Linked DNA regions of Homo sapiens: region 1 is linked to region 2. The links are chromatin contacts, found by Hi-C or POLR2A ChIA-PET in ENCODE. All regions are on one chromosome and are shown on one strand. Each heading gives the region's core, a stretch centred on a gene start or an enhancer-like site at or near the end of the contact. The rest is flanking DNA. Distances are from core to core; before and after follow the strand shown. Region 1 holds the start of RABAC1 (Rab acceptor 1). Region 2 holds the start of EGLN2 (egl-9 family hypoxia inducible factor 2).

Region 1 (3,285 bases), core at 580-3,079, 1.2 Mb before region 2:
CAAAGGGCTTCCCTGCCTATTGCGCCACCAGCCCCTCAGACAGGGCCATCTTCCTCCCACCTCCTGGGAACACCTTCCAGCAGGCCTCAAAGCACAAACCCTAAACTGCTGTAGATCTTGGAAGACAAGAGCTGGGCCTAAAAGAGTCACTTGGGGCCAGGCGCAGTGGCTCACACCTGTAATCCCAGCACTTTGGGAGGCCGAGGCGGGCAAATCACAAAGTCAGGAGTTCGAGACCAGCCTGGCCAACATGGTGAAACCCCATCTTTACTAAAAATACAAAAAATTAGCTGGGCATAGTGGCGGGCGCCTGTAATCCCAGCTACTCGGGAGGCTGAGGCAGGAGAATCGCTTGAACCCAGGAGGAGGTGGAGGTTGCAGTGAGCCAAGATTGTGCCACTGCACTCCAGCCCTGGCGACAGAGTGAGACTCCGTCTCAAAAAAAAAAAAAAGTCACTTGAACCTGGGCATGGTGGCTCACACCTGTAATCCCAATACTTGGGAAGGCCAGGCAGAAGGATCGCTTGAGTCCAGGAGTTTGAGACCTACTGGGCCAACACAGCAAAATCCCTTATCTACTTAAAAAAATTTTCAAAAAAAAAAAGGTCACCTGGTTATCCCATATAGATATTTTCCTTCCAGCCCCACCCAGCTGCTTTGGAAAATTAGGATCCCAGTCTGCTTAAGGGAGCCCAGGCTTCCCTATACTTCCACACACATTTCTTGAGGCCCTGTTCTGGTTCACCCCATTAGAATTCAATTAGAATTCCAGCCCTGTGGGCCAGGCACAATGGCTCACGCCTGTAATCCCAGCACTTTGAGAGGCTGAGACAGGAAGATCACGAGGTCAGGAGTACGAGACCAGCCTGGCCAACATGGTGAAACCCCGTCTCTACTAAAAAAATACAAAAATTAGCTGGGCGTGGTGGCGGGCGCCTGTAATCCCAGCTACTCTGGAGGCTGAGGCAGGAGAATCGCTTGAACCCAGGAGGCAGAGGTTGCAGTGAGCCGAGATTGCGCCATTGCACTCCAGCCTGGGCAACAAGAGCGAGACTCCATTTCAAAAAAGCCCACAAAACTTCTCAACCTTTTGTCTTTCCCAACTTCACTCCCTTCTCTCCAAAGGTGTGTGTGGCGGGGTCGGAGGTGTCCCTAGCCCCAACTCATTCATCTTTGGGACTCCACAAGGTGGGGCAGGGGGCAACCTCAGATACCCCTCCAGCAACCATGGCCCCCTCACTAGCCTCAATCTCTTGAGGAAGGAATCAATTCCCACAAATTATCTAAATCTTTCTACTCAAAATGTAGTCCATGGACCAGGGGCATCAGCATCACCTGGGAACTCAGAAATGGAAATTATGGGCTCCACCCCAGACTTGCTGAATGAAAACATCTGGGCTAGGGCCCAGGAATCTGTTTTAGCAAGCCCTCCAGGTGTTTTTTTATGCCCTCTAGAGTCAGAAGGACAGCTCTGCACGGTCCCCATTGTGCCTTCCCTGGGAGAGTACACAACGCCCGCTTCTGCCGTTAGAGTTCCCATAACGCCCTCGCTCCTGACAGCCCACATGCACCCTCCTGAAACTACAACTCCTATAATACCCAGAGGCGCGCGCCGTCACTTTCTGGGATTATATCTCCCAAGGTGTTTTGCGAGTCAGACCGCCATCATAGCGCCCATCCTCTTAGTCACCGTCAGGACTACAACTCCCACAATACTCGGCGGCAGAACTACAGTCCCCAGCTGCTCCGGGGCTGCGCCACGTCGACTCCGCTGGGTGGGGCCGGCGTCGGGCGGGGCCGGCGGGGTCTTCAGGGTACCGGGCTGGTTACAGCAGCTCTACCCCTCACGACGCAGACATGGCAGCGCAGAAGGACCAGCAGAAAGATGCCGAGGCGGAAGGGCTGAGCGGCACGTGAGCGAGCTGGCTCTAGGCCCTCGGACCAGAGACCCGGGAGTCCGGGCCCCCGGCCCCCTCCTCCCTCCTCCCTCGAGAGCCTGGAGTCCCAGCCCCGAGCCGCAGAAGTGTTGGCCCCGGTCTCCTCTAATGGGACCCTGGAGTCTGGGCCCCTAGTCCCCTCCCTGCCTGCTGTACAGGAATCTGGGGTCCCGGGAGGGAGTCCAGGCACCCTTAGTCCCCTTCTTTTGCGGGGGTCTGGGGCTCCATCCCGGTCCACCACTGACCCGGCCCCACCCCCCGCAGGACCCTGCTGCCGAAGCTGATTCCCTCCGGTGCAGGCCGGGAGTGGCTGGAGCGGCGCCGCGCGACCATCCGGCCCTGGAGCACCTTCGTGGACCAGCAGCGCTTCTCACGGCCCCGCAACCTGGGAGAGCTGTGCCAGCGCCTCGTACGCAACGTGGAGTACTACCAGAGCAACTATGTGTTCGTGTTCCTGGGCCTCATCCTGTACTGTGTGTGAGTGCCTCCCGGGCCCCGCACCCGCACTAGCCCCGACCGGCTGGACCCCTCCTCTCGCCGCTCAGGCCCCGCCCTTCACCGCCCGGTCCCTCCTCTCACCGCCCAGGGCCCTCTTCTCACCGCCCAGGCCCCGCCCCCAAGGATTGGCTCTGCTAGACTACCTTGTCACCAAAGGGCCAGGTCCCCTACCCCACCATCACCCTGGCCAGGATGCAGTGTGACTAAATGTCACCTGGCCCTCCCTGGTCTCCAGGATGTAGCTTGCCGCCCGCCGGTGGAGAAGGCCAGGGCCGTCGGGCTGGCCCAGCCCCAGCTGTCTAACCGCTGCCTCCCTGCACTCCTCCTCCAGGGTGACGTCCCCTATGTTGCTGGTGGCTCTGGCTGTCTTTTTCGGCGCCTGTTACATTCTCTATCTGCGCACCTTGGAGTCCAAGCTTGTGCTCTTTGGTGAGAAACCCCCTGCCCAGATGAATCCTTGGTCCCTCAAATCTTGGTCTTTTGGAATGCAGACAGACCTCAGACCCCAAATCCAAGTCCTTCAAAACCCAAGTCCGCCCAAGCCTAGATGTACACTAGATCCCCCAAACCTGATCCCTTAAAATCTCAGACACAACCGATCCTTCCATCGAGTCTCAGCCCCCTCAAATTGCTATTCCTCAAACCCAGGATCCACCTGGCTGCTGTGCCTTAAACCTACTCCTTTTCAAACCACATGACTCCTCCCCTCTCTCTCCTCCCCTTGCCGCTCTCTGCGGCCAACATCAGCTGCAGGTGCCCACACTGGACACCAGGTGGCCACCTTACACTGGCCTAGATCTGTTCCCGTTTCTTTTCCTGCTTTCTGGGGTGTGACCAGAAAGAACTTGGA
Region 2 (3,037 bases), core at 1-2,500:
CAGGGCAGACAGCAAGAGCTCTTCTCGTGCCCTGGGGGTTGCTTGCTGGTCCCCAAGTCCTCTGCGGTCCCTAAGGGCTTGGGAAGGGACCCTTCAGGGTGGCTAGAGAAAGGAAAAAAAAAAAGGGATGTGAGAGAAACTAGAGACAGGCAGGCAGGGGAAAGCCGGGATGGTATGGGCAGGAGTGGGGAAGACGACCAGGACAGACTTGACTATAGAGGCCCCCCAAAACCTGAGGCCAAGTCGGGGAGAGGACCCTGAGAATCTGGAGGTGCGGGAGTCCGCTGACAGATAAGAGGCAGTGATAGGGAGAGGCTGGAGGCCAGGGGCTGGGTAGATGACCCTAAGACAGAGGACTGTGGTGCAGGTTGTGGGACGCGGTAACCAAAGACAGAAGAAGGAGGGCTGGAGTAGAAAAGGGTGGTGTGGAGGAGTGGGAAAGGAGGGGGTTTGGAAAATAGGAGGGACCTGCCTCGGCGTTCCAGAAAGACAACGAGAAACGTGGGGGTTCCAGGGAGAGTCAGGGTGGGGGCGGGGGGGTCAAAAGACAGAGGAAACTGGGGAGTCCAAAAACAAAGAGAACGAGGGGCCCAGAGACAGAAAAATAGACCGGAGGGAAGCTGGGAGGGAGGACCCGGGGCGGAGCGGGACGGTGGGGTCGACCCGAGCCCGACGGGAGGAAGCCGGCCGGGGGCGGACACACGCCCAGACGGAAGGGAGGTCCCGAGACTGACCGACGGGAGGGGCCCTCGGGGAGAGGGTCCGCGGCGACAGAGGAAAGGACGGAGGAGGGTGCACGCACCCGGAGACAGGACGAGAGATAAAGGTGCCCCCATCCAGGGCACCCCAACGCCCCCAACCCGGGGCAGGCCCTGAGGCCCCTTCTGAGCGCAGTAGGCGACAGGGGCAGGGCCTAAGGGCCGCTCGGACCCCCTCCCCTCCCCCTCCACTCGGCCTCCGCCCGGCGCGCGCTCCCCGCCCCCACCCCAACCCCCACAACGGCCGGCACCCAACGTAACCGGCGCGCGTCCCCTCCCCCGCGCCGCACCCACATCCCCCTTCCCGGGGTCGCCCCGGCAGGCCCCGGCGCGCGCCCCCACACCCCGCCCGGTTCGCGCCGGCGCCCCGGCTCCGGCTTAGTCTCCTCCCGCTCCCTTCTCGCCCCGCGACCTCCTCACCGAGCTTTTTCCTCCGGCCCCGGCGCCGCCGTTTGTGCCAGCCGCCCTGCGCCGCACAGCGCGCCATACCCCGCCCCCACCGCGCGCGACGCCCCGCCCCGCCTCGCCCGGTGGGCACGTGACCGCGCCCCGCGGAGGGGACGGCGCCTGCGCAGGCCCGAGCCGCGCGGGGCGGGGCGGAGCGGGGCGAGGAAGTTCGGGACAACCCCCCTACCAAGGAGAAAGGAAACAGCGGTCCGTGGCCTACACGAGGTTCATTTGCATCCTCCGCCCCGCCCCCTTTGCGCGGGAGGGGGAACGCAGTGTGAGGGGCCGGGTCTGGGAGGGGGCGTTTCTTGCATGTTGGAATCAAGTGGCGTCGGCGGGGCGGGGCACGCAAATGATGTGATTTACATGGACAGGCCTACCCGCCCCCCGCCCAGCGCGGGGCACCGAGTTCGGCAGCGCGGTGCGCGTGACTTCATTTACATGGTCAGCTCCTCCTCCTTCTCGCCGTCCAGGAACGGAGGTGAGAGACGGAGAAATGGCTACGCAGTTAGTTGAGAAATGTATGTAAATTCGCACGTCAGTAATTTACATAAGTATCTTTTATAACGGAGGCAAAAAAGTGCGGGTTGCCCTTGAGAAAAGGGAACGCGGACTAGAAGGGATGTGCAAATGTGTATTTTCAAGACCCGCTCCGGCCTGCCCCCTCGGGACGATTGTGGGAATCAGAATAAAGAACCAGGGAAAGTCTGGGCAACGGAGTGAGACCTTATCTTTACACAAAATTAAAAAATGAAACAAAAAAAAATCCACGGAACGCTACACAGAGAAGACATTTGCATGGCCAGCTGGGAACACTTTAGGAGACTAAGGAGATAAGGTCATTTTGAATGCCCTGCCCGCTCCACCATTGCTCTGGAGAGCTGGGACTCAAGGCTCCCGCCGGGTCGGTGAAGGCCGACGTGGAGATGGGAGGGCGACGAGCAACTGGGAGTGTCCTCGGGGCTGCACCAGTCCCCTGCAGGCCACCTGAGGGCGTAGGGCGGTTCGCGTGAGCACAAGGGCATGCATACTGGTATCCACACATGCGTGAGGATTGCACAAAAGCCCGCAGTCCTCAGGGCACACACAGGGTTCATGGCCACACAAGGGTGTTTCTAGTTTAGTTTTGTTTTTGAGATGGGGTCTTACCCTTTTGCCCAGGCTGAAGTGCTGTGGCATGATCATAGTTCACTGCAGGCCCAACCTCCCAACTAAAGTGATCCTCACACCTCAGCCTCCGGAATAGCTGGGACTTCAGGTGTGTACCACGACACCTGGCTAACTTTTTCTGTTTTTTATTTTTGTAGATAGGGTCTCTCTGTGTTGCCCAGGCTATAGTCTCCAACTCCTGGGCTCAAGTGATCCATCTGCCTTGGCCTCCCGAAGTGCTGGGATTACAGGCATGAGCCACCACGCCTGGCCACACATGGGTGTTTAAAAGGAGCCAAATTCACACCAAAACACACACAGACCTCGGGGTACACATGCACAGGCACACACGCAGTAGTGAGTCACTGCCTCTGACTCTCAGGCATCAGACATGCACACACCGGAGGCCCACCTATAGGTCCAAATTCCCATCCCCTGGCCTTGATGTCCCAAACAATACCAGCCTCACCAATACAATGACCAAGGCCACAGAGCAGTTACGGCTGTCAGCATCACACACAACCAGCACACATTATATCCTATAGACATCATCCCATATGCAGGTACTGGAAACATGTACACATGTCACAAACACAGGGACATCAGCGTGTTTACACACGTGAGCTTAGAACACAGATTGTCACAAACTGTCCACACAGTAACAAATTCCCTCCCTCCGCAAC

What was found. Hi-C counts contacts between places; a loop is a spot of excess contacts on that map. ChIA-PET counts read pairs that join two places held with the same protein, here RNA polymerase II (POLR2A). Pooled maps may share reads with other maps.
Region 1: a loop to region 2 is called in a pooled map, with 10 times the contacts of the local background. The contact joins the promoter of RABAC1 here to the promoter of EGLN2 in region 2. A Hi-C loop is called at or near these places in 1 of 37 single-sample maps with no recorded cell type and 8 of 50 pooled maps. POLR2A ChIA-PET finds 5 or more read pairs at or near these places in 1 of 52 experiments (activated T-cell).

Annotation. Positions count from the first base shown.
Region 1 is chr19:41,957,865-41,961,149 of GRCh38, reverse strand. RABAC1 (Rab acceptor 1) reads left to right here and starts at 1,829. Exons shown (of 5, transcript NM_006423.3): 1 at 1,829-1,913; 2 at 2,202-2,414; 3 at 2,767-2,864. The coding sequence starts at 1,858. RefSeq lists an enhancer at 1,452-1,741 and silencers at 1,852-2,101, 2,552-2,621.
Region 2 is chr19:40,797,404-40,800,440 of GRCh38, reverse strand. EGLN2 (egl-9 family hypoxia inducible factor 2) reads right to left here and starts at 1,250. Exons shown (of 6, transcript NM_080732.4): 1 at 1,179-1,250; 2 at 1-102. It overlaps RAB4B-EGLN2 (RAB4B-EGLN2 readthrough (NMD candidate)), which reads right to left. Exons shown (of 12, transcript NR_037791.1): 8 at 1-102. RefSeq lists silencers at 913-962, 1,113-1,472.